Linked DNA regions of Mus musculus: all the other regions are linked to region 3. Evidence: chromatin loops called from intact Hi-C (ENCODE). Cell type or tissue: heart. All regions are shown on one strand. Links, peaks and the distances in the headings refer to the core of each region. The heading gives the core; the rest is flanking DNA. Region 1 holds the start of Nudt21 (nudix (nucleoside diphosphate linked moiety X)-type motif 21). Region 2 holds the start of Nup93 (nucleoporin 93). Region 3 holds the start of Bbs2 (Bardet-Biedl syndrome 2 (human)). Region 4 holds the start of Amfr (autocrine motility factor receptor). Region 5 has its middle 11 kb from the start of Gm39228.

The links. A loop is a pair of places that touch in the nucleus more often than their neighbours do. Peaks named below come from ENCODE experiments on the same cell type or tissue, not always from the same donor. Only the 100,000 strongest peaks of a DNase experiment are listed, where the experiment ranks them.
Region 1: a loop joins it to region 3, with 2.5 times the contacts of the local background. A loop is called at or near these places in 4 of 42 quality-filtered maps.
Region 2: a loop joins it to region 3, with 2.8 times the contacts of the local background. A loop is called at or near these places in 14 of 42 quality-filtered maps.
Region 4: a loop joins it to region 3, with 5 times the contacts of the local background. A loop is called at or near these places in 2 of 42 quality-filtered maps.
Region 5: a loop joins it to region 3, with 6 times the contacts of the local background. A loop is called at or near these places in 27 of 42 quality-filtered maps.

Annotation. Positions count from the first base shown.
Region 1 is chr8:94,034,774-94,040,751 of GRCm38, forward strand. Nudt21 (nudix (nucleoside diphosphate linked moiety X)-type motif 21) reads right to left here and starts at 2,266. Exons shown (of 7, transcript NM_026623.3): 1 at 2,004-2,266. The coding sequence starts at 2,119. Ogfod1 (2-oxoglutarate and iron-dependent oxygenase domain containing 1) reads left to right here and starts at 2,425. Exons shown (of 13, transcript NM_177767.4): 1 at 2,425-2,669; 2 at 4,192-4,337. The coding sequence starts at 2,516. In heart, for the core only: no CTCF peak of the experiment used is centred there; a DNase peak (open chromatin) is centred at 2,348; H3K4me3 peaks cover 3,030 bases; H3K27ac peaks cover 1,570 bases.
Region 2 is chr8:94,211,973-94,217,950 of GRCm38, forward strand. It overlaps Nup93 (nucleoporin 93), which reads left to right and starts at 2,592. Exons shown (of 22, transcript NM_001357266.1): 1 at 2,592-2,659. In heart, for the core only: a CTCF peak has its summit at 2,309; a DNase peak (open chromatin) is centred at 2,499; H3K4me3 peaks cover 1,699 bases; H3K27ac peaks cover 1,669 bases.
Region 3 is chr8:94,096,179-94,102,010 of GRCm38, forward strand. Bbs2 (Bardet-Biedl syndrome 2 (human)) reads right to left here and starts at 2,331. Exons shown (of 17, transcript NM_026116.3): 1 at 2,058-2,331. The coding sequence starts at 2,174. Gm39226 (a long non-coding RNA gene) reads left to right here and starts at 3,364. Exons shown (of 2, transcript XR_879106.1): 1 at 3,364-4,012; 2 at 4,121-4,394. In heart, for the core only: a CTCF peak has its summit at 2,196; a DNase peak (open chromatin) is centred at 2,313; H3K4me3 peaks cover 1,637 bases; H3K27ac peaks cover 1,761 bases; H3K27me3 peaks cover 242 bases.
Region 4 is chr8:94,009,479-94,015,456 of GRCm38, forward strand. It overlaps Amfr (autocrine motility factor receptor), which reads right to left and starts at 3,162. Exons shown (of 14, transcript NM_011787.2): 1 at 2,741-3,162. The coding sequence starts at 2,983. In heart, for the core only: CTCF peaks have their summits at 2,668 and 3,219; DNase peaks (open chromatin) are centred at 2,563 and 3,323; H3K4me3 peaks cover 3,080 bases; H3K27ac peaks cover 2,250 bases.
Region 5 is chr8:94,191,650-94,197,627 of GRCm38, forward strand. No RefSeq gene overlaps it. Among named protein-coding and RNA genes, the nearest start is that of Gm39228, 11 kb to the left of the region's middle. In heart, for the core only: no CTCF peak of the experiment used is centred there; a DNase peak (open chromatin) is centred at 3,382.

The DNA.
Region 1 (5,978 bases), core at 397-5,396, 61 kb before region 3:
GTTCTTGAGAAGGGAAATCAAGGTAGCCAAAAGGAAAAGATTAATTCCAGAGGTCAAATTCTAAACATAAAGTAGCTCTAAAATAATAAAAACATGCCATTTTCAGGGGACTTTAAAGACTATCAACACTTTTGCGGTAGATCCAAAAATGAATCTTATACCAACAATATTAGGAAGAAGTTACTACACACAGTTTTATGTACTGTACAATGCATTACATGAGTTAACTTTTGGTTTCCCCAACCTACATTACAAAGAATTGAGACTAGCCACAACACATTTCTATTGCAAGGGCTATCTCCTACATCCCAGGATCTCAGCAGAACGAAATGTTCCAATTTCTAGCTGTGAAATCTGAGCAGCAGCCCACAAAGAGCATATTCTCCCCCACATCATACTGTAGGCATCTTAAAGCAGAGTGTGCATCTACACACCGGGCCATGTGCATGCACACAGTGGTACACTGGGACCCATCCAGTGTTTCCTGAATGGGAATGGACTGCAGAAACAAAAGATGTACTTGCTACTTAATGGGTAACCCCCTCAGGTGAACTCAAGTTCACAGCACAACAATTTTACTTCTCAACACTGCATTTACACAGGAAGCAAAAGTTACGTGCTCAACCTGCAAAACCGCCTGCTCAAAGTACATGGATTTCAACAACTCTCCCCAGTGGCTGCTGTCAACAGACACAGTAATCAAGGAGAGTTTAGAGAAGACCTATGGTGAAGTCATGCTTCCAATTTTTCACTTTTTTGAGGTGCTGGCGATAGAATCCAGGGCATTCCACACACGAGGCAAGCCCACTACCAGTTAGCAAACAACTCCTGTGCTCCTCCACTCTTTTTAAAGGAGCACTCGCCTCTCCCATTTTATGGGAATCTTATAAGCACTTAAGTGACAGAAAATTAAAGTGCTACTGTGAATTGTGGGACAAAAGTAAATTTGCACAGACACGACTGTCAACTATTTCCACATTTTATAAACCTTGCATTTCATTACCGAAGTTTGCGTGCCATTACTTGTTTTGTCAAAAACAATAGTAGTAGTTGTTCTTGAGAACAGTTCTCAAGAGCTCAACAAGTTTTCAACTTCATGTCACATTTAGTTTTAGGAGGAATGGTTTATTTACTTGAATATGAGAGATTTGTTTATTTATTTGAATATGAAAGGTGAGTCACTAAAATGACTTACACAAACCCCACTCTCAGCAATGTCTTGCACATTTTAAACAAATAACCAGTCTAAACTGGACACTTTTTTCCCATTAGAATCAGCTCCACACTAGGGAATGAGGTACCAAACATTATAAGCTATATCCCAATCTCAATTTCTTGCCACAACAAAATTTTGTTTGAGTGATCCCGAAATGCAATCATCTGCTTAAGACAAAGGTTTGTTGAAAACAAAACAGCCTGCAAACAGGCTGTCGGGACAACATGTAAGGTACCTCCGACCTCTGAAAGTACAACCAGACAACAGAGTGTGTCCTCGCAATTTTAGGTCTACTGGGAGTCTGCAATGATACTGTATGTTGGCACTTTGGTAGACAAGACATACAAATGCAAAAAGGTAGACCAAACAGCGCGAAAATTAATAAAATGTGGCCACTGGATGGAACACTACCCAACATTTAAAGGGGGAAAAAAAAAAACTAGGATGTCAGAGGTTAATCTGGAAAAGTTACTGTAAAAGAAATGTACACCCTACAAAACTGAGAATTGTTCAAATAAACACAAATACATGTGCGATGAAACAACCAGCAACGGATTGAAAGGATACACACATTATGAATTCAAAGCAAACGCAGGTTCTAACCATGGCTGAATGAAGGGAAAGGGGGAAACGAACCTCGCTTTTAAAATAGGAAAACTGCCAAGTCGGGGTCGAGAAACAGGTCTAGGAAAGAAAGCGCGCATCCCGGAAGGGACAACCCGCATCCGGCGTGAGGGAGGAGCGCGCACTGGGAGAGCATCAACGGCCGAGGCCGCGCCGCACTTACAGATTAATGGTGCGCTCCAGGGTGAGGGGCTTGGTCTGCTGGATGTACTTGTTGCCGAACTGGTTGACCCCCCGGGGCCAGCCCGTCTGCGAGCGATTGGGCGGCACCACAGACATGCTGAACAGCTCCGACGCCGGGGACGTGCAGAAAGCGGGGGCCCGGGGAGACGTCCGCGGGGCGGGCAGCGGTTATCTGCGTCCCGCTCAGCAGCCACCACCCGCCATTAACAGTCGAGAGCAAGAGGCGCGGAACACACGCCGGAAGTGAATACGCTCCGGAGGCAGGAAGTTGGGAGGCAGGCCACTGCGACCATTTGACCAATTGCTGGCGGCGTGACGCAATATGTTGATCTCCCATTGGTTATTTTTGTGGAGATCCCGCCTCCCTGTGCTTTACTGCCTTTCCATTGGGTAATGCTGGTGAAATAAGGAAAGAGGGTTTTCGGGAACTGTAGTTTCTGGAGGGAAGTAGCGTCCTGACTTCCTTGGCGTGGGTCTGTGCACCGTGAGAAGATGAACGGGAAGCGGCCGGCGGATCCTGGCCCAGCGCGGCCAATGAAGAAGGGAAAGAAGCAGGTATCGGCAGAGTTTTCGGACGCTGTCACTGAAGAAATCCTGAGGAAGCAGGTGGCTGAGGCCTGGAGCTGCCGGACACCGTTCAGCCATGGTAATGGGGTGCTGTAGGGAGGCGCGGCAGCAAGAGGTGTGGGGAGGATCGCAGCCACCTCCGACCCGGGCGCTGACTGCTGCTCGGTTCATTCCATATTCTGCTTGATTTGGCAAGCCTGGGGAGGAAAATAAATATAAGCTCCGGACACTATGGGGAAGTGGGAGACATGTAGCCTGGGGGTTGAATTCTAGAATCAGAGGTCACTCAGAATCCCTCTGCTGATTGTACGTCATTGGGCAATGCATATAACTTTGCTTAAGGGCCAGTTTCTTCGTTTATAAAACGGAATCGTTAATAGTATTCCCCCTCCGAAAGATGGGATTGACAAACTAATGTTTGTAGACATTCATAAACGTTTCCTTGAGAACCGGTAAATAGCTAGCAAGCGAGGGTCACTCTCCGCTGTTACGTGGACTGTCTAACCCACGCTGGTGTTGAAAGCTGCCAGAGAAGCAAGCACCTGGATTTACCAGTTTTCACGTACCTTGTCGTTGGCCTAAGTGACGCACAAAACCAACATAATCTTGAAAGGAACGATCATTCCAGACATAGCTACAAGTTATTACCTTATACAATGTGACTCTGGCTGGGTGCGTCTTGAATTTTCTCAGACTTGCCGATTGTCTGTTTCATTTGAGTGTTTAAACAGGGGAACCCCTGGGCGCTCAGGACGCAGGCAGAAGATGATTACATAAAATGCAGGCTCCGGCTGCCCAGAGACTTCTCAGTTTCTTTGTCTGTTGCAAAGGCGTAGTGACTATATCATCGATTCCTCAGTTGTAGAGAATATAAATGAAATAATGCTTATAAGGCACCACTGGGTCAAGATTGGTTGTTATTCATAATCTAGTGGAAGTGAAATCAGTTAGAGGTTAAAAACCACCTGTTTTTTTTTTTTTTGTTTTGTTTTGTTTTGTTTTGTTTTTAAACCCAGAAATTTAGGGAAAGAAAGGGTGGTATTAAAGAGAAATAGCCAGCCAGTTTTGCTACTCTTATTATTTGTTTTACTTCGCTCTGGAGAGAATGAGTTAAGAATCTAAAATGTGGGGCTGGAGAGATGGTTCAGTGTTTAAGAGCACTGACTGTTCTTACAGAGGTCCTGAGTTCAATTCCCAGTAACCTCATGGCTCACAACATCTGTAATGGGATCCGATGCCCTCTTCTGGTCTGTCTGTAGAGAGTGACGGTACACTCATGTACATAAAGCAAATAAATGAATAAGTCTTAAAAGAAAAAGAATCTAGAATGCATTTGATGCAAGAGTCAGTAAACTAAATAACTTAAAATAAAAACTAAGAGCTTCCATTGGCGTCGTCCCTTCCACTCATTAAAGCCTAACAGGGAAGCATAGTATCTGAGAACAGTAGTTTTGAATGAGCACAGTTCTTCATGAATTTTAGTCTTTAACGATTGGACTACCAGAACTTCATGATGGTCTCTTCTTGTATTCTATTATGCTGCTTGGTGGTCAGACATACAGAAGAGAGGAAAGACCAGGGTGCTATTTTCCTTCCAACAGAAGCTATTGCCTTGGACATGGATCCTTTCCTTCACTGTGTGATCCCAAACTTCATCCAAAGCCAAGACTTCTTGGAAGGACTTCACAAAGAGCTTTTGAGCCTGGACTTCCATGAAAAGTACAATGATTTATATAAGTTCCAACAGGTAATTTATTCTCATTGCATTCATTGGCTCTTCCTCCCCAGAAATCCCTTAGCTATAAAATCATCCACTAATCATGGCTACAGAGATAGCTTAGTGGTTAAGAGCACTTATCGCTCTTCCAGAAGCTCCAGTCAAGTTCCCACATCGACTTCAGGGGAATTCATGAATCCCTAAAATCACCCAGTGCGCACACCCTCAGGCAGATACACATGCATCCATGCAATTTATCTATTTATTAAGACTCAAGGCTCTAGATTAGGTTTGTTTTCATTCTTCACCTTGGCATTGTCAAACATTCCTTTAACATGACCTTACTGAGTGTTGACTGTGTATTAATTGCTGTGACGGTTATCAGGGAGATTTTTGACAAAGTTCTGCTCTCTACCATCTACAGTAATAAAGATGATAGTGACAGAGATGAAGAAGAAATGCTTTAAGCCTGTAAGTGAGTGGACCATAAACAACGGGATGACATATCCCTGCGCGGTGGCATGGTGGAGAGTCTTCTATTTCAGTATAATAGCCGTTCAAACTCTTGAGTTCATGTCTTGGCTTTTGTGACTTGACATACTGTAGTTACAATATTCTGTACTGCAATATATCTAGGAGGAAGAGAAAACTGTTTTCCTTTGGGCAGTAGCAGAGCTGTTTTGACCCGAACACTGTGAGTGCACTAAGCACATACTCTGCTGTTGCTTCACCTCCAATTTCCCATTCTTTTTTGGTGGACAGTAGAAGTTAACAAAAGGGATTATCTTGAAATCTAAGTTATTTTTTCCTACTCTTAGAAGGCAGCCCTGTCTAGCACAGAAGTACAAGTCGTTGGTTTCCCCAGTATGAAGCCATCTTTAACATGTGGATCATCGCTCTCTCATAAACTCTCTAGGCTTGTCAGGGTTGAAAAATTCAGAAAGGGGCTGCAGAGATGGCTGAGCAGGTAAGCATCCTGGCTGCTCTTTCAGGGGACCTGCATTCCAGTCACAGCACCTAAATGGTTGCCCCCACCCATCTATAACTCCAATCCCAGGGACTGGATATACATGAATATATACCCATACATGTAAAATAAAATTAAAATAAAATGAGGAAGCAGATGAAGAATTATCTCTGCTTTCTTTGCATTCCCCCTTGATTTTATCTGGAATAAGAGAGTGATTAACATCTTACTCTCTTACGCTTTAGCTGATCATCCGCTCAGACCCTACCCCACTCTAGTTTGTAGACCTTGTACATATGATTGAATAACCCAACCTAAATACTCACATGATGAGACACTCAGAGATTCTAATGAAAATCATACTTTTATCCAAGTTTATTAGATTAATGAAAAACCACGGTTATCTGCTGTTATAATTATATCAACTTTTCAACCCTAAGCAATGTGTAATTACTAAGTTGAGGGGTGTGTGTGTGTGTGTGTGTGTGTGTGTGTGTGTGTTCAGCAATGTGGATGTACATGTGTGCCTTTTCTCAGGCACTATCCACGTTTACTTTGAATCAGTTTCTCATTAGCCTGAAGCTCATCATCAAGTAGGCCAGGCAGGCTGACCAACGAGCTTAGCACTGAGATTGTAAGCACATGCCAGCCAGCTTCTTCTCTGTGGGTTCCGAGGATTGAACCTACATCCTTGTGTGGTCAGG
Region 2 (5,978 bases), core at 295-5,294, 120 kb after region 3:
ACTCCTGCACGCTGCCATCCTTCCCAATATGACTACAATGGACTGAACCTCTGAACTATAAGCCAGCCCCAGTTAAATGGTTTCCTTTATAAGGGTTGTCATGGTTACAGTAGCTCTTCATATAAATAAAACCCTAACCAAGACACTGGCCAACATCTGCTTGCTTTGACTAAATGAGTCTTACTATTGTAAATTTGAGGCGCACCGGTCACTACTCTCCTTCCCTACACAGGCAAAAGAAAGGTCTGAAGTATTGATTTTTGTCATTTCTATAGATCAGCAGGTCTTGAACTGTTGGTCCTACATATCAGATATTTATATTACAACTTAGCAGCAAAATTACAGTCATGAAGTAGCAACAAAGTAATTATATGGTTGGGGGGGTCACTACAACATGAGGAACTGTATTAAAGGGTCTCAGCATTAGGAAGGTTGAGCACCACCGCTGTAGAGCTTACTGAGCCAGAGGTTCTGAATTCTGCTGGAAAAATAGAAGCTGAGTTATTTTATAAAGAACTTAGTGGTGGGGGGCAATTGGAGAGTTGGCTTAGTGGCAAAGAGTGCTTGTTGTTCTAGGAGAGGACCCAGGTTCTATTCCCAGCACCCACATGCTGGCTTATGACTGTCTGTAATTCCAGTTTCAGGGGATTCAATGCCTTGTTCTGGCCTCTGTGGGTGTCTGGCACAAACACGGAACACATACACATATGCACACAAAAACACTTATACCCATGACATTAAAACAAAACATAATTTCTGGGGCTAGCAAGATGGTTCATCAGATAAAGACACTGATGGCAAGTCTAAGGACCTGAGTACACACACACACACACACACACACACACACACACACACACACAGAGAGAGAGAGAGAGAGAGAGATCTCTCTCTCTCTGTCTCTCACAAGCACATTAATTAAGGTCATAAAAATAATAAAATCTTTTGTGTTGGCAAGAAGTCTCAGTTGGTAAAGTACCTACTGAGCAAGCAAAAGCCCAGTGTGGAGGGTGGCTCCTGTAACCCTAGTGCTCAGGGGAGGAGGGCAGAGACAGGTAGATCCCTGGAGCTCACTGGATAGCTATTTATGCCCATTGGTAAGCGCTGGGTTCAGTGAGAGACCCTGTTTCAAAAAATAAGGCAGAGAGTGACTAGAGGAAGCCACCCAACAGCAACCTTTGACCTCCAAGCACATGTGCACATAGCTGCCCACATACTTCTGCACATACACAAATATATACCACAAACATACACATGCAGGCAGAAAGAAGTTCTGTGCAGCTATAATGCTAATCATTGTGGGCATCTTTGTATGTTAATTGTATTTATGTTTTATAAGCATATAAGGCAAAGCTGACTAGAACACTTTATCAAACAGGCATCTACCAAACTAGAATTATTAATGGTGACAACCTTGCCTAGGCCTGTGTTCACATGGTCCTCATTAGGTCAGGACGGTGACCTTCATTGAAAGATTAGACATGTTCGAGACTGTGCAATCCAAAAAGTGCCTCTTTAACGATTACAGGCTATTACGGGAGCTAAAGCAATGGCTCAGCATACTGCTCTTGCAAAGGACTTTGGGTTTGGTTCCTAGTACCCATGCCGCCTCACAACCACCTGTAATCTTACTCCGGAGATCTGATGACCTCTTTTGGCCTCCTTGAGCACCAGGACACACACACACACACACACACACACACACACACACACACACACACACTCACACACGAGTGCTTACAGTTAGCCCCACACTCTTTTACATTTGTCAAAACCTCCTCCTATCCAGGTCTCTCCTCTCAGCAGCTGCTGAGACCTGCAGCTTGCCTGTCCTGTTATTTTTCTCTCAAACTCCCAACAAAATTGTTTTCATTCAGCGCCTGTTTTCAAATTTCTTTTACCCACTAGACTAAGAACCTCCTGAAGGGTTCTTGTATATCCCAGTGACACACTTTGTTCCCAACGCGGCCACACTGAAGTAATCTCTTTTCTTTGGGTATCACCACTGCTTTTTTCTGTAATTGGCCAACGGGGCAGGTGGCCAGCCTAGCTTGCTTGTTCAGGCTGCCAAAAGACAGCCTTTTCCCTTGAGAAACTCCAAAACATGTTTTTATCTTTCACCTTTCAGTTGGAATGACACCTTTCCTGGCCATCCGACCATTTTTCTTCAATTAGTTTGCTTTTCCGTTCTTAGCTCTCCTAATTACTGCTGCATTTATTCACTATATTTTGTTTCCCTGGCCAAGCTGAGAACTGCTTGAGGTCAGGGATCTTGTCTGCTGTGGAAGTCACCGTGTTCCCTGCACCTAGAACAGGCCCAGGCACTTGACTGAAGCTCTACACCGAGTGGCCGAGCTCTCTGGGTCTGCCCAGCATTGGGAACTGCGGAAATGCTTCCTCTAGGACTGTCAACTCCAACCACGTGGGCGGGAGCAGGGCGGAGCTCCTTGACTTACTTGTAGCGACAGCCCCGCCTCCGGCCCCGCCCCGCCCCCACGCCTGTGTCCTCTTGCGGGTCTCCATAAAGTTCATTTGGCGGCGCAACGCGCAGGGGCTTCTGGGAGCTTACTGCCTCAGCCAATCAGGAGGCGCGGGCGAGCGGCGCGAGAAGCGGCGGCGGCGGCGTAGTGAAGAAGCCGGCAGCGGGCGGCGACGGAGGCAGGTAAGGTGTGTGAGGTGTGGGCGCCCACGCGGCCCCGAGCCGACCCTGGGCCCGAGTTCGGGGCCTGGCCTTGAAGCAGAACACCGAGCCTAGTTCGAAGAGGCTCGTGCTTCCTCTCTTGCTGTAGCTGGGCATGCCGGCCGGCGACTGCTCGCCGAGTGCTGTGACTAGGCTCTTCCGAGCGTGGTCCTCCCCACTGGTGCTCTGTCGCCACGCCCACCCACGGCTGCCAGGCGTCACCCGGCCTGACTGCCCTCTTTGGGGCGTGGGGGCCGTTCTTCTAGAGAATGGCTCTTCCGGGTGAAGGGGCGGCCAGCGAACCCCTGTCAACTTTAATCTCCTTTTACGGAGAATCCGACAGGATGCTAATGATTGCCGCTTCGGTTGTCTCACCTGTTTCTGGGTACCCTGTATCCTGTCTTCTGTAAGGGATGCCCAAGTATATTGGGTCCCTTCTGAAAGAAAATCACAGCATGGGCGGCATGGTGTCGCTTTCAAAGCGAGTTGAAGCCAGCCTGATCTACATTAGACCCTGCCCCACCCCTACCCCCCTAGATGACTTTCAGTACAAGCAAAGGTCAGCGCTTTAGTAATAATAACAGTAATACTAATCATAGAAATAACAACAACAATAGTAATATAAGCTCCCTGTAGTGAGCTGTAAGGCTTTTAAATAACGTGACCCATACTTTCAATGTCTGTTACACCCCACATTCTCTCCCCACCCCCAACACCACCGCAGGACATGCTTTGACTTAAGGGCTTTGTTCTTGTGGTTGGATGTCTGTTTTGTCTGCTCTCTTTCTTGGAGTCTTCACTAGGGCCATTAGAATCTAAGCCTTTCCTCACTCTTCTTGTCTTCACTGCTTTTTTTTTTTCCCCTAAGCATTTAGGTTTTATTTGTCCTATGTATTGTTTGTCCTTCCCCGACCCCTGTAGAACATGAGTGCCTACCTAGTACTTAAGTTTGGTACACAATAAAGTAGGTGCTCAATAAATATCAAATAAATGAATGTTACTGATATTATAGGCTTGTGGTGAATGAGACAGGCTTCTTTCTTGGGAAGACATCACACACATAAGCAATAAACATAAATATTAAAACCATGAGACTTGAACTGTTGGAGCTGTGGTGAACTTGGGTTCTTCTCCCTCCCTCCCTCCCTCCCTCCCTCCCTCCCTCCTCTCTTCCTCTCATTTGTGTGTTCTTGTGTGTCTTTTATGTATGTGGATATTTCTGTGGAGGCCAGAAGAGAGTGTCTGATTCCTTGGAGCTAGAGTTACAGACAGCTGTAAATCACTGATGTGGGTGCTGGGACCTGGGCTGGCGTCCTCTACAGAGCTGTAGATTTTCTTAACTGCTGAGCCATCTCTCTTACCCCTGAGCCTATAAGGTAGATGCATTTTGAGGTGTTTGTGTGTGTGTCAGAGTAAAGATCAGGAGGAGGTCCCAACTCTGTTATGGTCACTAGTCATTTTAATTAGCAAACATGTTTTTAGTTCTATTATGTGCCAGGCTTAGGTCAATGCTCAGGATTCAGAGTTAAATATCTGTGAACCTTCCTCTACGGGAAGAGATGTTTGAGAAGTGGTCACAATTGCTCCGCTAGGGAAGAATGCCTAGAAGGTTCAGAATAAGTAGGGAGGGCCTTCTCTGTCTGTGGTGGGGATGCTTGTGTGCTTGACAGGTACAGGAGCGGGAAGGGAAGAAACTGCCAGGCTTCCTGAGGAGCAGAGATGTGTCAGGGTACAACTGAAGAAGGAGGGAAGAGTTGAAGGTGGTGCATGGCGCTGTCTGTTTTACAGAGCACCTCATGCAACCATGTCACAAACTGAGGTTGAGGTGCCCCAACTGGTCTAAAGTGGGAGATATTTTGGAATGGCCACTTTGGCCACAGGGAGAGTGTGTTAGAAGAAATGGGAAGTTTTAGACTGTTGAGGTAATCGGGAGGAAGGCATGAAGGTCAGAGCAGAGGGGAACGGTGAGGGCATGACTTGTCATGAGCTTTGAGAAGTAAACTTGGTTATAGGCTAGTCTCAGGGGAGAGGGGAGCCAGATGGTTTCTGGCTAAATTGACTGTTGTGGGGACCCAAGGTGAGGAACTAGAATTGTTGCTGGCATCCATAGATCAGTCAGGAGTAGCTATCAGATAGACAACTAGAAATAATTGGTTTGGAGAAAGAATTGGATGGAATTTAGAGATGCAACAGTCTTTTTTTTTTCTCTCTTATAGTATGGCCACTTATAGCTATCTCCCCTTTGTTTCAAACAACCTAAAGCTTGAAATGTTTTGTAGCTTTATGTTTGATGTATACGTGTGTGTGTGTGTGTGTGTGTGTGTGTGTGTGTCTGTGTGTGTGTGTGGTGAGATGCATGCCCATATATGTTTGGATGTGTGTGTGTGGGGGGGTGAGATGCTGCCCATATGTGTTTGGATGTGTGTGTGTGTGGGGGTGAGATGCATGCCCACATGTGCTTGGATGTGTGTGTGTGTGTGGGGGGGGGGGGTGAGATGCATACCCACATGTGTGTGTGTGTGTGTGTGTGTGTGTGTGTGTGGTGAGATGCATGCCCATATGTGTTTGGATGTGTGTGTGTGAGATGCATGCCCATATGTGTTTGGATGTGTGTGTGTGTGTGTGTGTGGTGAGATGCATGCCCATATGTGTTTGGGTGTGTGTGTGGGGGGGGTGAGATGCATGCCCATATGTGTTTGGATGTGTGTGTGTGTTGGGGGGGAGGTGAGATGCATGCCCATATGTGTTTGGATGTGTGTGTGTGTGGGGGGGGGGTGAGATGCATGCCCATATGTGTTTATGTGTTTGGATGTGTGTGTGTGTGGGGGGGGGGAGGTGAGATGCATGCCCATATGTGTTTGGATGTGTGTGTGTGAGATGCATGCCCATATGTGTGTGGATGTGTGTGTGTGTGAGATGCATGCCCATATGTGCTTGGATGTATGTGGGGGGTGTGTGAGATGCATGCCCATATGTGTTTGGATGTCAGAGGTCAGGAGGCTTGACGTTGCTGTTGGGTGTTTTTGTCAGTTTTTGAGACAGCAGCTCTCATTGAACCTGGAGCCTACTGATTGGCTAGACTGGCTTACCAATGAGTCACCCAGGGTCTACCAGTCTCTGTCTGTCCCTCCCTCAGTGCTGGTGTCAGATCGATGCCACCATGCTCAGCTTTGTCCATGGGTACTAGGGATTCCCACTCAAATCCTCATGCTTGTGCCGCATGCACGTTCCCAGCCAGCCATCTCCTGTTTGTAAGGTCAAAAGGCCACTTTACACCTACGCCACCAATGTGCTCAAATAG
Region 3 (5,832 bases), core at 1-5,000:
TGCCAGTGCAACAAACTCAGTGAGAGGCAAACGCTGAGGGAGTAACCCACCTCTGACTGAATTTAAGATGTATTCCACAGGACTCATCACCCACAATTCCCTCTTCTTTCTCTCTCCTCCAGCCAAGCAAGATGCCCCAAGGAAAGAAGGCCAAGGGGAAGAGGGGAAGAAGGTGGCCCCGGGGCCCCTGCCATCATCAAGAAACAGGAAGTCAAAAAGGTGGTCAATCCTTTGAGAAAAGGCCCAACAACTTTGGCATTGGGGAGGAAATCCAGCCCAAAAGAGATCTAACATGCTTAGTCAAATGGCCCAGCTACATCAGGTTGCAGCAGCAAAGAGCCATCCTCTTTGAGTGGCTCAAAGTACCTCCTGCCATTAACCAGTTCACCCAGGCTCTGAACAGGCAGACAGCTACTCAGCTGCTTAAGCTTGCACACAAGCACAGGCCAGAGACAAAGCAAGAGAAGAAGCAAAGGCTACTGGCCCGTGCTGAGAAGAAAGAAAATACCATTACATAGTATTGCATAATTTAAATATATGTATCAGTGTGTGTCTATACCATATACAGTTCATATCCTATTACATATTCTGACATGATATATCATATACATATACACTCTGCTTACTCTCTCAAATGTAAGCTCTAGAGGTGAAATTTCATTTATCGCAGTATCTGCAGAGTTAGGAAAAGTGTCCAGCACATGATTGTACCTCAAATTAGGGGTTAAGGTAACACCAGTGGGATATCGTTGCCTCTTATATTGCAGTACTCCATTCTACGAACATGTATATGCACATATGCATATGTGGATGCGAACTTCTTTTGGATGTTTGTCAGTGCCTGGGATAAGGGCAGCTCAGGAGGCTGAACCCAGGCTGTTGAGTATGTTAGGCAATCGTTCTACCACTGAGTTACATCATCAGCCTTTTTAATATTACTATTTGAATATTCGTGTGTGTGTGTGTGTGTGTGTGTGTGTGTGTGGGTATGTGTGTGTGTCCAGGCTCTATAGCACATGTGAAGGTCAGATGACAACAACTTACAAGAGTCAGATCTCTCTCCATGTTGTGTGTCCCTAGGACAGAACTCAGGTCATCAAACTTAGCAGTGCATGCCTTTATCCAAGTGACAATTGGACAAAGAACTCCCTTCTTCTAAAATTTTAATTTTGAGACAGGGTCTTCCTATGTTGCCCAGGCTAGCTTTGAACTTATGATCCCAATCTCTTGAACAGATAAAATAACAAATGTGTAGCACTACCTCAGGACTGGTAGCGCCTCTTAACTAGTAGCATCACATACCAAGACGAATGTTCAGCATTTTACTTCACCATACCAGTTTATGAAATCATAACCCATTTAAACGAATCCTTATGTTCCTGCTACGGAACCCTAGAAGTAGCATATAAGGTAACATACAACACACATGGCAGTGTCTTGAAAACTCCTTACACAAATGCAATTGTGTACCTGGCATACCTGCTGAGTCTAACAACAAGAATTCAATCTCACTTTCACAATTTCTTTTGTTTGCAAACTGGGTCTAAATCTGAATTTTTTTTTTATCTGTGACCCTGACACCCCTTTCTCAGTATGTGGCTCATAATAACCATTTAATGAACACTTAGGTTATGGGGATAAGATCTGAATGTACGTGATCAAGGACCAAAACTACAATCTGAATTTAACATTGGGTTGTTGTCCCCACCCCACCCGCTTCCTCCACTGTAAAGAGGCAAATATGGAAGAGAATCCTGGAGGCAAGCAGAGGCCCTGGGCATGAATCTGGAGTCAGCAATCGCTGCTACTCCTGGACAAGCGCTCCTTTTTCTTGAGACTTCTTTTCCCTAGGTTCCTGATCTGTCCTCAATACTGTTCAACACTGAGAACCTGGTGATAAAAAACGTCACTGCTACAAAGCTGTTCTTTGAAATCCCACTTTGATGGGACTGGAGCCAAGGACAGCGGCGACCGGTTGCCAGGCAATGCGGGCAGGGGGCGGGGCAGCGTGAGGGGCGGGATCTGGAGGAGGCAGGAGTCCGGGTGGGAGCGGTTACCTTGCCCGCTTGGGTGGCGGCAGCCAAGCACGGGTGAGTCCCGTCGTAGCGCCCTATGGCCACCATGCGGGGGCTGATTTTGTGGCGCAGTTTCAGAGTGAACACAGGCAGCAGCATGATGGCGCCAGCTAGGGGCGGAAGACAGATGCCCGACGCAGGCGCAAGGCAAGCAGCTTGGCCGGCCGGTTGCCTAGCAGCGGATGAGGAGTAGGAGGTAAATACACGCAGGACTGCGGAACGCCACAGGCCCGGCGCCGGAAGCGCAGACTAGAGCGCGATCGGTGTCGCCAACTCTCTCTACGCCTGCGCGGACCCTCCCAGCGGCAGAGCTACGCAAGTCCCAACTAGCTCCTGCGACTGCGCAGTGGCGTCGTGCCTGGTTGGCCTGCGTTCTTTGTCTGTCCTCGGACTGCGGCTGTAAATTAGTGTTAGATGAAGCCTTACCTTGGCGTCTGGGATGGCGGTGTCTAAGCCAGTACCTCCCCAGGATTCTCTGTAGCGTGTCAGCCAAGCTGCACCCCGTACACGCCACACACTATGTCACCCTTTCATTCGTTCAAGAACTAAGGCTTTACGGGGCGGATAGTTAAGTGGGTGAAGACACTTGATACCAACCCTGATGACCCGAGTTGGAAGCAGAAAACCAGCTCCAAGGACATGCACACGCACGATTAAAAAAACAAAACAAAACTAACGTTAAAGTGCTTAGTGTATCCCTTGCTTTAGCTGTTATGCCCAGGCAAACGTCAATAGTAACCCGAAAATAATAATCCCCTCAAGATAAAAGTAAAGAGTATAGTTTATTTAAATAGTTTAGGTGGTAAATATAAAGCAGTAGAGAACGATGCAAAGTTGAGGGACATGGGAAGGGAAAGAGTACTTCTCTCCCAAGTCCAGTTAAGGCGCTCCACCAGCTGAGTCAAGATTTTCAGGACAATTAGCATTTGTACAAAGTTGCTCAGCTAGAGACAACATGCCCTTTATATGAAAAGACTTTCAACTAAGAATGTTGAAAAAGCACTGAATCCTGCTTAAGTACTAAACGGACATGGCCTTTCTCCTTTGCCAGCTGTAAATCTGTAATTTGCTAGGGACCTCACAAGAAACCCTACTTAAATAAATGATGTGACTTAACTCTTTACATCCTTGTGACAAGTCGGTTCATCTTAGCAAATTGCAAACTCTACTCAAAGCACCGGTGAAGTCACCTTATAAACGTATTCATCAAAAAGAAGGGAAAGAAAGAAGAGTAAATGTGCGGGGGGGGGGGGGGGGGGGGGGGGGGGGGGGGGAGTAGAAGAAAGGAACTAGCAGGTGAGAAGGATCAGCCAGCCATAGTATGCATGAAAATGTCATAAAAGACCTGCTACTTTGTAAGCTAATTTTCAAAGTAAAACAAAAGAGAGAAAGAAGATGGGAGTGGGGTGGAATTCCTAACAGCCCATTGAGATATAACTAGAGCTACTAAGCAGTCTATGTAGCTGATAAGATACTAAGTGAGTCGTTCCCTCTTGAAACCCACATCCAAGCTTTTGGCTATGTATTATTCTATCCCTTAGCACCTATCCTCTCTTTTAAACTCCTTCCCAGCCCCTCCCCGTTATGCTTATATTATAGTATAGCATATTACATTACATTAATTATGTATGGTATATGGTGTGTGTGTGTGTGTGTGTGTGTGTGTGTGTGTAAAACAATACCATGTGTTCTAGGGACCAAACTCATGTCATCAGCCATGTTGTTTTTAACCTGCTGAGCCATCTTGGTGACCAAAATCTCAGGAAACTTCAACTGCTTCAAACTGTCTGGTCCTGGAATTCTTTGCTGCAGTGAAACCAAGAATCCTGTTGTCACTTGGATGGAGGTCTCAGAAAGGAGTGCCCAGTGCTTGGGCTGCTGCAGGTGGCAGAGTGGAGCTGTATCTCTGGCACACACCTCACTGCTGGTGGCAACAGGTAACCTTATTTGGAGAGCAGTCTTTACAGATGTAAGTTAAAGAGCTTGAAATGAGGTCATCCTGGATTAGAGTGGCCCCTAATTCTAATGATATGTATCCTTTTAAGAGGGAGAGAAGACAGAAACAGCCATAGGCACCAATTGAAGATGCTACTCTAAACTGAAGAGTGCCTGAAGGCTCCCGAAGCTCAGAATTCTTCCCTAGAATGTTCAGAGGAAACAGTCTCCTATTAATACCGTCATTTCAGACTTCTGGCTACAGATATGTGTGGGAACGATCTTGTTTTAAGCCAGAAATGTTTGAGAGTGGGGAACTGCTTGTGAACTTCAGGGATATATTCTTTTAGATACAAACATGCAAAATTAAAAAGTTGCAACGAACCATTCATTCTGCACATATGTTTGAGAGCCTACTGTGTGCCCGACAATCTTCCAGAGAATAGATAGCAATAACAGACAAATCTCTTCTCTCCTAGAACTGGCAAACAGAAGTCAGAGAGAACAAGAAATGCACAGCTATTAGAGTAAGCACCTTAGGGAAGGTCGGGAGAAGAGTTAACAGAGGATGAGGGGAAACCATATTTACTGAGGTGGTAGGGAAAATAAGTTCCCAAGAAAATGACATTCAAGCAAAGAATTAAAGTAAGTAAAGAAGCCAGCTACCAGGGAGAAGGTTCCAGAATGTGGAAGTGCCTTCTGGAATAGCTATTTACCAGTGACAAATGAGATGAGCAGCCACTGCCATGGGAGACTGGGGAGCAGGCACAGGGGAGGGGGAGTCAGAAGGATGTCAGCCCGGATGACAGACTGACAGCTGCTAGGAGCAAAAGAACAGCTGGGAAGCACTGTAGTGAGTGGTGGGAGATGAGCCTACACTCCTCTCAATGTCTGCATTTTGTATCGTTGTACAAATGGGCATCATTTTTCCCCCAAGTCTGTTGATATGACTGTGGCTAATTGCAATCTCCTTTGGGGATAATGTCAAAAGATTCATTCTGAGTAGCTTGATGGGATTCAAGACCCAAGCCTTGGCCCTCTCAGACTAATAGCCCATGCTTTTGATTTCCGCCAGAACTATTCCATACCATCCCTACTCCCTATAGATCACCTGCAGACTCCCAAAGACCAGGAGCATCTTCCTTCCTAGCCAGCTAATGGAAAGTGCCTGAAATCTGTTCTTTTGAATCAGAACTTACTTCATTCTATGTAATCCTTTCTCTTTAGCTCAAGGGATGTACTTCCACAAAGCCCCCAGGTCGCTGAAGTCACTGATCCATGTTAGCTTCTGACATGAGTTTGATAGGTCAGTTCTACCGGGAACAACTTGAAAAGAACGGATCTTTAGCAAACATTTATTGAAGGTCTGCTTGTTCCAGACAGGGATATAATGGCAAGCAAGGAAGGCATAACCTGTCCACTATGAATCGTATATCCTATGGGATTTGGGGACTAGCAGACATTAAACATGAAGACAAATAAGGTCATTTGATCTGACCATAAGACTGATTGATGTGCTGGGACTTGGGAAACGCCCCTCAGAACAAGTGGCACTAGGATTGAAAGCTTATAATGGAAAAGTGACAGCTCCAAGAAGAATAACAGAAGGTCATTCCAGGTAGAGGGAACAGCACACACAAAAGGCCATGGTGGGCAAGGATAAGGATATGACTGGAACCCACTGTGTGAGACTGGGAGATGTCAGCCAGGCCACGATGCATTTGTGGGCTACTCCAAGCTTGAGATTTCCTCCTTATTGTTCCAACAGGCCCATGCCTACTAAATTCCCATGCAAGATAGGGCTTGGATTCCATCCACTCAG
Region 4 (5,978 bases), core at 562-5,561, 86 kb before region 3:
CTTCACTTGGACAGCAGAGAAGAGCTATTTTAAAATGTCATCTGTGCCATACACCGAACTCCTCTCACAGGCAGAATCCAATCACGCTAAAAGGGTTCGCCAGACCACTGTACAAGAGCAGAGAAATGGAGCCCTCGTGTCCATCCCTGAAGACTTCACAAACAGGCAGCCAGTGGATCCACGGGAGGTGCTGATAGCATCAGCCCAGGAAGGGCACACGCCTGACACGTCAAGGTAACGTTAGATAAAAGTTCAAAGCAGCATCCAGCTCAGGGAGAGAATAAAACGCAGGTGCAGGTGTGAAACAGAAAGAATATGTGCACATGTATACGCGTGCAAGCCACAGAAATGAACTGGGTAAAGGACTTGAGGCTGACTGTTTCTTAGGTTCCCATTTAAGGCCAGCACCAGCTACAAGGAGCTGAATGGGATGCAGGTGGAACAGGGACCTCCTTTCGCTGTCTATCACTTTTGTTTACTTTGACCTTTGAAATATGAACTTGCAGGATCTGTCTTTTAAAGTTTTAAGTTTAGAACCAACCTAACCAGTTCTGAAATTCCACCTACTTTTCTCACTGCATGTGGCAGGAGGAGTGACAAGCCAAAGATGGCTGTCATAAGCCACAAGTGAGCCTCAGTGCCACACCTGAAGAGAAGGAGCCTCAAAGGCTTGTCACCTGTCTCTCAGCAGGGCCACCTCCTCTTACCTCTGGTCTCCTTCCAACCTCTCAACTCCCTTTAAGTCAGAGAAGCTGTAGTCAGTCCCACACAGCAAGCCTTTCTCCTACCTGGAAACCCCACAGGACTTCACATGTGTTCTATTGTCACCTATTGTAAGTAGCCTCATTTACATATGAGTCATTTGAGGGTAGGGGGGAAGTGCTGTTGGTAGCTGAGTCTTCCTCAGAAAGGTTTTCATCTGCCTGTGCTAATATCAAACCTCCTGAGAGACTACTGCATGTGTTCTACAAAGACAAGTTCTAGAGAGTCTGACAAAACAATAACTAGTAAGACTTCCGACTGGCAATGACAAAGGACAGGTTCTTGTTAATCTTGCTTGGCATTGGCAGACAATGTTTTGTTCTTAGGCGGGGAAGGGGTTCCCCCCCTTAATGTCTAAGGCCTATGAGTGAGGCTCAAGAAGCATCCATTTTGACAAAGGCCCACCACACTGACACTCAGTGTTACCTGCCAGGAACAGGGGAGGTTTTTAAAGAGTGTGAGGCATAGCTGCGCAAAGTAAGTACTAAACGATAAACAAAACTCACAGCACACACAAGATAGATCTGGGCAGACACCATGAGTGCCAAAACTCCAGAGGACATGCAAGAAAACCGAATAAAGCTCAACTGAGAAATAAGGATTCAAAGGAGGGGAAGGAATGATCAATCTATATGAGGTAAGACTGTGCAAAGAAAAAGAACATTCTTTAAAATGACAATTCTCAGAAACGCCAAAGGGAAGGCCTTAGATTAATGTTTTATGAAATGTTATTAACCTTGGAATTTGAACGTGGGTTTTGCAAGAAGAAACTTACGAAAAAAAAACATTAAACAATACTATTGGCTGTTCTAGTAATAGAATAATGGTTCCAGCTTAAAACAAGGTATCAACGACTACATACACTATAGTCTTCACCCTTGTCAAAAGCACTCCCAACATAATAATTCTAAGTTGTTTACCCTAAAGACGAACAGTTCATCTTTTCTTAGGAGTAGAGAAAGGGGAACTTTGCCCTTCACTGCCTTCTATGAAACTATGCACCAAAGGACCAGGAGGCGTCATCTGCAGCCCACGAAGTTCACAAATCCCGCTGCTTCCTGATGAAGCACAGTGGGAATAATTACAACAAATGAGTTGCATTATAGTTCTACAAACTTATAACATTAACCCCTCAGTCATTTACAGCCTTCTCTAGGCGCCGTGTGGGGAGATACGATCCCCACCAAGCCACAGGAAATCCAAGTGACAATTTTTTAAATCCGGGAGCAACTTTTCCTATTTCTGAGGGTTCATAGAAGAGGCACTCAAGTGCAAGGTGAGAGCAAAATTTTCTCAGATCTGCCCAGCCTAAAATGATGTAACAAACGAAGCCAGTACTTGTGGCATGTGGACATTGCTTATCTCGCACCGGCAGACAAACTAGAACCCTTGTTTCAAAATGGATCGCTAAACGGAGGAATCGCGTTCAAAGGAGGGGCTGCCACACCGACCCGAAAGTGTTTTGCTGCTTTCTGTCAAAAAGGGAACAGTCACAAACCATCGCGGGGGGTGGTTGGGGGTGAGATAAAAGGACGTAGCTGGTCTGTTTGCTTCGTTAAATAGCGCCCATCGGGACTAACGCATTGACAAATAGCACCATTTCGAAGTTGTCTGGCGAAGAGTAAAATGTCCCCCTAACTTCGGCCTTCTCTTCGTCGGCGAGCCGCCCCCAACAACGCCGAGCTAAACCGGACGTGTCGCGGCTTCTCACAGCCTCGGGTCGCCGCACCCCGCCGCCCTGGAGCCCGCGGGTCCGACCGCCCTTGCCTCGACTGTTCTCCCCGGCATCCCGACACCTTCTCTCCGCGGCCCGCCACGCTCGCAGCGCCGCTGGGCCTCGAGCCCCACGCGAGGGCCGCGGTCCCCGGGCCGAGGAGGCCGGGGTCAGGGCCCGGCCACGCCCCCCTGCGGATAATGGGTGACATGGCGGCTCCCGCCCGGCCGCCCGCCCCCGCGCCCGGCCCGCAGCCTCGCTCACCCACACGAACAGGCTGTCCGACAGCAGGTACTGGGCCACGTCGCGGGCCCGGGGGCCGCCGGCGGTCAGGCGCGCCTCGGGCTGCAGTGGGGCCGTTAGCGGCTCCGGCTCACCCGAGCCGTCCTCCGGCTGACTGAGGGCGCGGTAGGCGCTGACGATGGTGCCCAGCAAGGCCAGGCCGCTGAGGCCCGTGTAGGTGCGGAGGCTGGGCCACGGGAAGCGCTCGAGGAAGAGCAGCGGCATGGCGGCAGCGACGGGCTCCGGCCCCCGAGGCTTCCCGCGCTGCGGCCAGGCGCCTGCGGCGGCCTTGCGAAAGGCGCCCACGGGCTCTGGCGTCGCTGCCGCTGCCGCTGCCGCCGCCGCTGCGCCGGGCCGAGCCGGGCCGCTCCTAGCTGCTCGCGCCGCTCCGCCCCGCGCCGCTCCCGCTGCTGCCCCTGCCGGCGCGGAAGAGCCTCGGCGGACTCGGGGCGGGCCGCCGCCCCTAGCGGGACGCGGGCGGGACGGGCGCGGGGGCGCGGCCTTCGTCCCCCGCCCACAGCCGGCGCTCTGCAACCCCGAGAGCACAGGACCCGGCCTGGGGCCCCGCGTCCCGGCCCCCTGCAGCATCCTTGGCGACCCTGGGCCCACTGAAGCCACGAGCGCACCCGAGCCGGGCTCTGGGGTGAGCCTGGCCCGTAGGCAATGACGGCAGGCCTGTGTGCGTGGTCAGGCGGCAGGGTGAGGGTGCGGGACCCCTGCCCCTGGCCACTTGTCGCTTGTTCCTCCCCGCCAAAGCTGGTAAACCCGCCATCCCACCACCCTGTAGACTAGAGGCTTCCTTGGTGTCCTAAAGAAGCGACATGATGCTTAGGAAATAAGAGAAGCCTTGAGATAGAATATTTTTAAAACGGAGGAACCAATTTAACCAGAAATAAAAATCTGTTCCCTCTTAGCTACAAGTAAGAATGTCAAATGCTGCTTAGTTTCTTGGAAAATACCTGTTCCTAAAAGGTAAACCAAAGGGTGACCTTCGTCCTGGCAGTTACACTGCTTGTTAAGTAAACATCCAAGAGAAATGAAAACAGACACCCACACAAAGTCCCTACATTGAGGCTGACAGTAGCACTACTCCTAAAAACCAGAGAGGCAAACCTCGAATTATAGCGTTTGAAAATAAAGTACAGATAATGCTACAATATCAGAGAATGTTGACGATGTCTGAATCAAGCCACACACAGATATCTAAATTCTGTGTGACCACGCTGATAAGACAAATGCATGCAATGTAGAGTAGAAGGGGAGTTTGAAAGAACTGGAGGTGACAGCTAAAGAAGTGACAGGTTGGGGTACTAGTTTCCTGAAGTGAGAATTTCTAAAGTTGCTGTTATACAACTATGAATACACTCAAAGTCACTGAATTGTACACTATAAACAGCAGGTTATATCTATGTGAATTACATAAGATAACATAGGGTACAGTTTTTAATTATTATATCCCCGAGCCATGTGTTAGTGCCTATCCCAGAATGTAGCTCTGTAAACAGCTTTGAATTTTCCAAATTTTCTAATGTGGAGAAATTGTCTTTGTAGTATTTTTTCATGCCAAATATTTCTATAGATCTTTTAAATCTGAAAATTAACCACTGTTATAATTCTTAAAAACATCTCATCATGAGTCTTTGTACAATATAGTTCCCTTTGGTTCGTTCCCAGTCATTTGCAACATGGCTTGTGAGATGAACCATTTGCTACAAACTGGAGTTTGATTCTCATAACTCCCCCAAGTTGTCCTCGGACTTCCATATCTGTGTCTCCCCCACACATAACTAAATGTAAAAATAAAATACCAAGCCGGAACACTATTGTCCAAATAATGGAAATCTTTATTCTGAAAAAAACTTGGGTGGTAATTTTCCAGAGAGATTTTTACAAGGTCAGATCTGAGTCACGATGATTTTTAAACCATTCATTTGTGATGCACACTCAATGTAAGCTACAACCCAGCAGTATTAGATACCAAACTTGTCCTTTCATATTGATGATAACAAAGCTGCCTTCTTTCATCTCAGAAGCGTGGGCTCTCTGAAAATCCAGCATCTGTAACAGATGAAATTAACCCAGCTCAGCTACACTTTAAGATAAGGCCAAAGATTTTGGATGGCTTCTGTTTTGAAAGAGAACAGTCATTGTTCTATTCCTTTACCCTCAAGAAAGTGCTCTGCATGTCATCCTTCCTTCGAGGACCTGTTTGAGATGCTTGTTCTCAGTCTAACCCAGTCTGGCCTCCAGCTCTCGGCAATTCCCCTACTGAAACTCCTGTTAGGGTTAGAGAATGGAGGGCATGAACCACCACACCCAAGCAAACACCTTCTGTTTCCCGAACCCTTTTCCTCCTCCTTCCCTCCTTCCCTCCCTCCCTCTCCTCTCTGCTGCACTACTGGAAGCTTTACTTTGAAGACAGGGTCTTGATAGTCTTGAACTCCTGGGCTTTAAACAATCAGCTTGGCTCAATCTCCCAGGAAGCTAGGACTTTGGAGCATGCCACAGGCCAGTGCAAGAAGGATAAACTCTACAGTCCTTTTAAAGATTATGTGAATTTGTGTGTGCCTGCACAAGCTAATGTGTATCACATGTACCCTGGTGTATCACACGTATGCGTATCACACCTACCTACCAGGTCTCAGATCCTCTGAAACTGCAATCACAGGCAATTGTGTGTTGCCATGTGGGTGCTGAGAATTAAACCTGGGTCTTCTGAGTAGCCAGAGCTCTTAACTGCTGAGCCATCTCTCTAGCATCTCCTCTAAAGTCTTAACCAGAAGCCAGATCAAAGTAGCTCCCACTTGTAACCCTGCAGATGAAGAAACAGTCCTTAATGATAGGAACAACAGGTAGTTAACACAACTGTGTTGCAACTGTAAGTATCCAGTCTTCAGGCTCTGAATCCAATGACTCCATCAATTGCAGGTAAGTGAATCTAAGGACATGCTACAGAAAAAAAGGGAAGAGAGAGCTAGGCAATGGTGGCTTACACCTTTAATCGAAGCATCTGGGAGATGGAGGCAGGCAGACCTCTGAATTCAAGGTCAGCCTTGTCTACAGAGTAACATAGAGAGCCTATCTCAAGGGGGGAGGGGGGGGAGATGGATAACATTGATCGATAGTCCAAACCATCACTATGCCAAAGTGGTCCCTTACACAATGGACCTTACCACAGACAAGGAAACTTGTCTTTGTGGGATCACTACTGGTCTACGAA
Region 5 (5,978 bases), core at 553-5,552, 96 kb after region 3:
AGCGGAGGAAGCAGGAAGTTAAGTCTGAGGGCTTGGCATGATACCCTATCCAACCCTATATAATCCATAGTAGTTCAAAAGAGAGAAACCAGTTAGATTCTCTCTTCTGAAGAGTGTAAATTCAAAATGCACGTGGAGCATCTAACAAAAGGGCCCCCAGGGCGTGTGTGTAACTAGAGTGACATGTGTGACTGTAAAGAACCTATTCTAAATGGCAGCCACAAGAACTGGTGGGCCAAGCCTGGGACTTGCGTTTCCATGGGAAATGCTGTATATCTCATTTTTCAAGGGATGCGGGGTGGCTGGACATCTTCTGAGAGGGCACCCACCGTACTGTGTGAATTCTGAAAGCAAGCCCTATACCATCTGGGATTCTCTGGGCACAAGCTGCAGGGGTGAGGTCTAGGTAAATTAGGCAAGGCAAATTCATTAAAAAAGGACTTCGGGATCCATGAGGTTGACAGGAATAGCGGAAAACTAGACTTAGAAAATGATAAACCGGGCTGGAGAGTTGGCTCAGCGGTTAATAGAGCACTGACTGCTCTCCCAGAGGTCCTGAGTTCAAATCCCAGCAACCACATGGTGGCTCACAACCACCTGTAATGAGATCTGATGCCCTCTTCAGGTGTGTCTGAAAAAAGTTACAGTGTACTTACATAAATAAAGAAAAAAGAAAAAAAAAAGATGTTAGGCCTTGGTCAGAAGGGTAAAGAAGAAGCCTGGGTTCGCCATTTTTGTCACCTAGTGGTGGCTTCTCTTTTTATTGTCTGCCTCTCAGGGCTCTATCTGACTTCTAGACCCTCACCAGCATTTAAGAGGCTTAGGCAGGAGGATTGCAACACGTTCAATCTAGCCTAGACTACATGGTGAGTTCCAGGCTAGCCTAGCCTAGGCTACAGAATGAGACACTCAAGGGGGGAAAAAAAAGGGCCAGGCACAGTAGCACATGCCTTTGATCCCAGCACTCAGTAGACAGAGGCAGACAGATCTCTGAGTTCTAGGCTAGCCTGCACTACATAGAGATAGTAAGGACCAGGCCAGCTGAGACTACACAATGAGACCTTGTCTAAGAGAGAGAGCAGGAGTTCCAGAGAGTGAGAGTATAGCAGTTGCGTGTGGCCAGGTGACAGGCTGTGTCTCATGCACAGCCTGGCTGGGGTACAGAGTTGACACAGCTGACATCACCCCTTTGGTCTTGCCATCGGCCACTGCTACAGGGAACAAGGTAACCTCTCCATGACCGGCCCACTCCCTCAGTCGGAGGAAGTCCAGCTGTCTTGAATGGGGAGAAGGTGGACCTGGCCACCAGCAGGTTCTCTAATGGGACCTGGGGCCTTGCCTACCCCTGATTTCCCCTGGGAGCTGCTTTCTATACTTGCTAGAGTCTTGGCAGGAAATCAATGAGTAATTGGGCAGAGCTTAATAAAGAGATTGTTTACAAGAGAGTAAAAAGGCTCAAGAGGGTAAGTGCAGGCTCTCAGGTCTGCAGCCCTGAGGAGCAGTGGCCAAGCAGGCCTGAGTCCAGAGAGCAGCAACCTGAGAAGCTATGTCAACTTCAGCTGTGACTGGCTGGCTGCCACTGGACATGACAAGATGGAGCCAGGGGAGTATAGTCTAGACCCGTCCTCTCTCTCCACCTCTTTGCTGGTTTTAATTAACCAGGTTTTGTCTCTGTGGCTTTTGGATGTAAGGAATTCCTTGGTCTCTTGTACACCAATTTCTCCAGCCAGACACAGTCCCTCAGATGTTCACTGTGAAAGCAGTCTCAAAGGACATTCATCGAAGATACTTGACCCAACTATGGGCCCCAAGACCACAGTGCAGATCCTACAGCCCAACTCTAGGCTAATTCCTTGGTCCTGCACTCCAAGAGTGGTCCCCTGGGCCCCACCTTTTCTTCTCCCAGCAAAGAAGTGTTGGCTTCATTCTATTGACCACACCCAGAGTCTGGGCTGACATCCCTTTGTTGGGGAGGAAACTTGTGGAAGGGGGGGCCTTCCCCCATAGCATTGAAGAACTGCCCACTGATTCGAGTATCAGAAGACTCTATCGCCGTCACTCCTTGTCTACTGTGAAACACGCTCACAGAAGCTGTTTCTCCTGTCCTGGTCCCCACTCTCCGGCCTGAGAAAACTCTCCCCAGGGTAAAATTCAAGTCTGTGTCAATATTAAGTGGCTCCCCAGAGACATACGGGTCATGTGGGCCTGGTGTGCGATGGAAAAATCAACCCTGAATCCCCATAGAGAGCTCCCTAGGCGGTAAGAAGCCAAGAGGGTAGCCCAGGACTACTGGCATCTTTGTGTCCCCTTACCATACACACCCATCCCAGAGCCTGCCCTGCCTGACCCAGTGGAGGAAGCAGAACGAGAAAATGCCTGGAGACAGAGTCTTACCTGCTCACTTCCTGGGTCGTGGGGAGCCACGGAAGGTTAAGGGGGAGCCACGGAAGGCTAAGGGGGAGCCACGGAGCGAAGCAGTGGTGTGTTCATTCCTGCTTCTTGCTCTGTCCTGTGGTGGACCGTGATGAGGACCGATTAATGACGATAAGTAAGACAGGCCTTTCCCTCCTGCAGTCCCGAGCTTATGATTTGAGAGGTGCTATTAAACACATAATTCAGAACAAGTATCTGGGGTACACACCTGTCAGGTCTTAGGCCTCTTGCCACGCTGGTCTCCTTTTCTAAGCTATACCTGTTTATCTGTATCTTCGATGCACTGGTTGTTTCTTCAATGGGTTTTTTATTTTTATATTATTATTATTTTTTTAATGTATGGATGTTTTGTCTGCATGTGTATCTGTACACCACATGTGTGCCTGGTGCCAGAGGAGGCCAGAAGAGGGCATCCAAGTTACAGTTGTAGGTTACTGTGTGGGTGCTGGGAATCTAACCCAGGTGCGCTGGGAGAGCAGCAAGTGCTGTAATCTCCACAGCCCCGTTGATTCCTACATGAGCTTTAAATCAGGTTCTCACATAACCCAAGCTGGCCTCAAACCCAATATGTAACTATGGATAACCTTGAACTTCTACCCTGCCTGCTTCCATATTCTGGGACTACAGACATCTGTGATCAGGTCTGGTTTTATGAGATGCCGGGGAGCCAACCCAAGTCATCTTGCCTGAGACGTGCGCTCTGCCAACTGAGCTGAGTTGCCAGCTTGTTTATAGTGAACTAGTCTGTGCTTTATAAAGATTTCCCCAGTTTTCACCTGAAGTCCTTCCTGTTCTAGGACTGGATCCAAGATACACAAGCATCTGTGTAGCCCAGGCCGCTGTTTTATGATTTAGATTATAATGTTTTGTGAATTAGATCACATGTTTTGTGATCTAGATTCTAATCCAATATTGCCTCATCTTCTTGTTCAGACCGTTGCAGCTTCAGCCACTGGGAAGTCTTCCAGTTGGTTCCTGGGTTCCGTTCCTATATTAATCATTGTAGATGAATCATTTTTTTTCTGTACCCCCACCCCCGCCTCTTCCTCCCTCTCTGACACAACAGGCATGAAGTTGTGTGAGGTGATTTCTCAGTGCTTGTTTAAAAAAAAAATACTCCAAGAAATCAAAACAAGAGTCTTCTGACCTCAGTTTCTTTTCTCTTTCTTCCTTCCTTCCTTCCTTCCTTCCTTCCTTCCTTCTTTCTTTCTTTCTTTCTTTCTTTCTTTCTTTCTTTCTTTCTTTCTTTTTAATTTTTTCAAGAGAGGGTTTCTCTGTATTGCCCAGGCTGTCCTGGAACTCACTCTGTAGACCAGACTGGCCTCAAACTCAGAAATCCACCTGCCTCTGCCTCCCAAGTGCTGGGATTAAAGGAGTGTGCCGCCACTGCCCGGCTATGACCTCAGTTTCTTAAGAACAGCATCTTGAGGATAAATAAGAAAGTAAGGGTTGATAGTGATGAGTTTGTGTGTCAAGTTGACAAGGGGTCAATTGTACTGGCTGGTTTTGTGTGTGTGTGTGTGTGAACTTGACACAGACTGGAATTATCACAGAGAAAGGAGCTTCAGGTGAGGAGATGCCTCCATGAGATCCAGCTGTAAGACATTTTCTCAATTAGTGATCAAGGGGGAAAGGGTCCATTGTGAGTGGTGCCATCCAGTAAGCAGCACCCCTCCATGGCCTCTGCATCGGCTCCTGCTTCCTGACCTGCTTGAGTTCCAGTCCTGACTTCCTTTGGTGATGATCAGCAATGTGGCAAGTGTAGGCTGAATAAACCCTTTCCTCCCCAACTTGCTTCTTGGTCATGATGTTTGTGTAGGAATAGAAAACATGACAAAGAAAAATTGGTACCAGAAATGGGTTATTCCTGTGACAACCTGACCATGCTTTGGGGAGGACTGTGGAAGGACCTTGGAACTTGGAGCTAGAAGAGCCATTTGGTGTTAAGAGCTCTGTGGGATGTTCTGTAGGAGCTTGGAATCGTAGCTTGGATAATGTTGAGAACAGTGCAGAGGATGGAGGCCTGGTTTGTGAAGTTTCAGAGGGAAGATTAAGAGGGTTGTTCTTGGGTTAAGTTTTCCTCCCCCTCCCAGGTATAGCAGTTGGGAGTTCGTTCACTTCAGATGATTGCTTATCTGCCTATCGATATTTGTTTATATGCCTCTATGGAAAAGCATGTTTGTGCTGCATGCAGCTTGCCTGTCAGTCACCTGCAGCTTGCCTGTCGTCACCTGCAGCTTGCCCTAGTGATTGGATACTTTACTCATGCAACTTCTCTTAACCCTCAGAGTATAAATTGTCTGGGGCTCCCAGTAAGGTTGGCCGTTACATGAGATGTTCATCTGCCTCACCTGTGTCCCACCACCTCTAGAGTCATGACACCCCCCCCCCCCACACACACACTTTCTTTTGTGCCATGTCATTATTTTCTGTTTGTGACCATTTTTCTAAGGGGTGTTTATATTTTTTCAATATAGGGATTATATAGACCCTCCTCACTGCCCCCAGCCCCTCCCTGGCTGTTCCATCTGAGACAGGTCTGTCTTACTGTGCAGCCTAAGGGGGCCTCTCTCCTATGTTGCTGAGGACAACTTTTAACTTTTCATCCTCCTGCCTCCATTTTTCAACTGCTGGGATTACACGTGTGTGTCACCATGCCGCTAACACGGTTATTTCAGTACTGGGAATTGAGTCCAGGGTATCATGGATAATAGGCAAGCATTCTACCAACCGAGCTATATTATATCAACAGCCCAGGATCTTACTTTCAAATGAATAACATATATCAGGTTGTTGTGGTGGTTGTGGTTGTGTTGTTATTGTTGTTGTTTTGTTTTTGAGACAGGGTTTTTCTATGTAGCCCTAGCTGGACTGGAACTCACAGAGAGAGCTTCATGGCTTAGCTCAGCTTGCTTTCTTATGGATCCCAGGGCCACCTGCCCGGAATGGCAGCCCAGCCCCACCCCTACAGTGGTCTGGGCTCTCCTACATCCATCATTAATCAAGAGAATGTCCCACAGGCCAATCTGCTGGAGGCATTTTCTTAATCAAGACCTCTCCTTCCTTGCCAGGCATAGAAAACAGTGCCTCTGGTCAGTCTCAGCACAGTGAAGCAGAGGCAGGGAATCTAGGCCTGGGTCAAGGCCAGCCTGGTCTACATAGGAAGTTCCAGGCCAGCCAGCCCTACCTAGTGAGGCCCTGTCTCCCCTTTCCAGATATGTCTAGGTGTGTGAGAGAGACCAAAACAGGAACAATATACCTTTCAAGTTAATGGGAGACCAAAGTGGGGAAAATGTGGCTTGCAGGTTAAGGGTTCTGTTTGCAGTTGAGACAGTTGAGAATAAATTCCTGTTTCCCTGTGCAGGTTAAGGGTTCTGTTTGTAGTTAAAGCATAAGTCCTTGTGTGAAGTCCTTGGAAGTTAAGGTTTCTATTTGTAATTAAGAACAAATTCTGGGGGCTGGCGAGATGGCTCAGTGGTTAAGAGCGCCGACTGCTCTTCCGAAGGTCCCGAGTTCAAATCACAGCAACCACATGGTGGCTCACA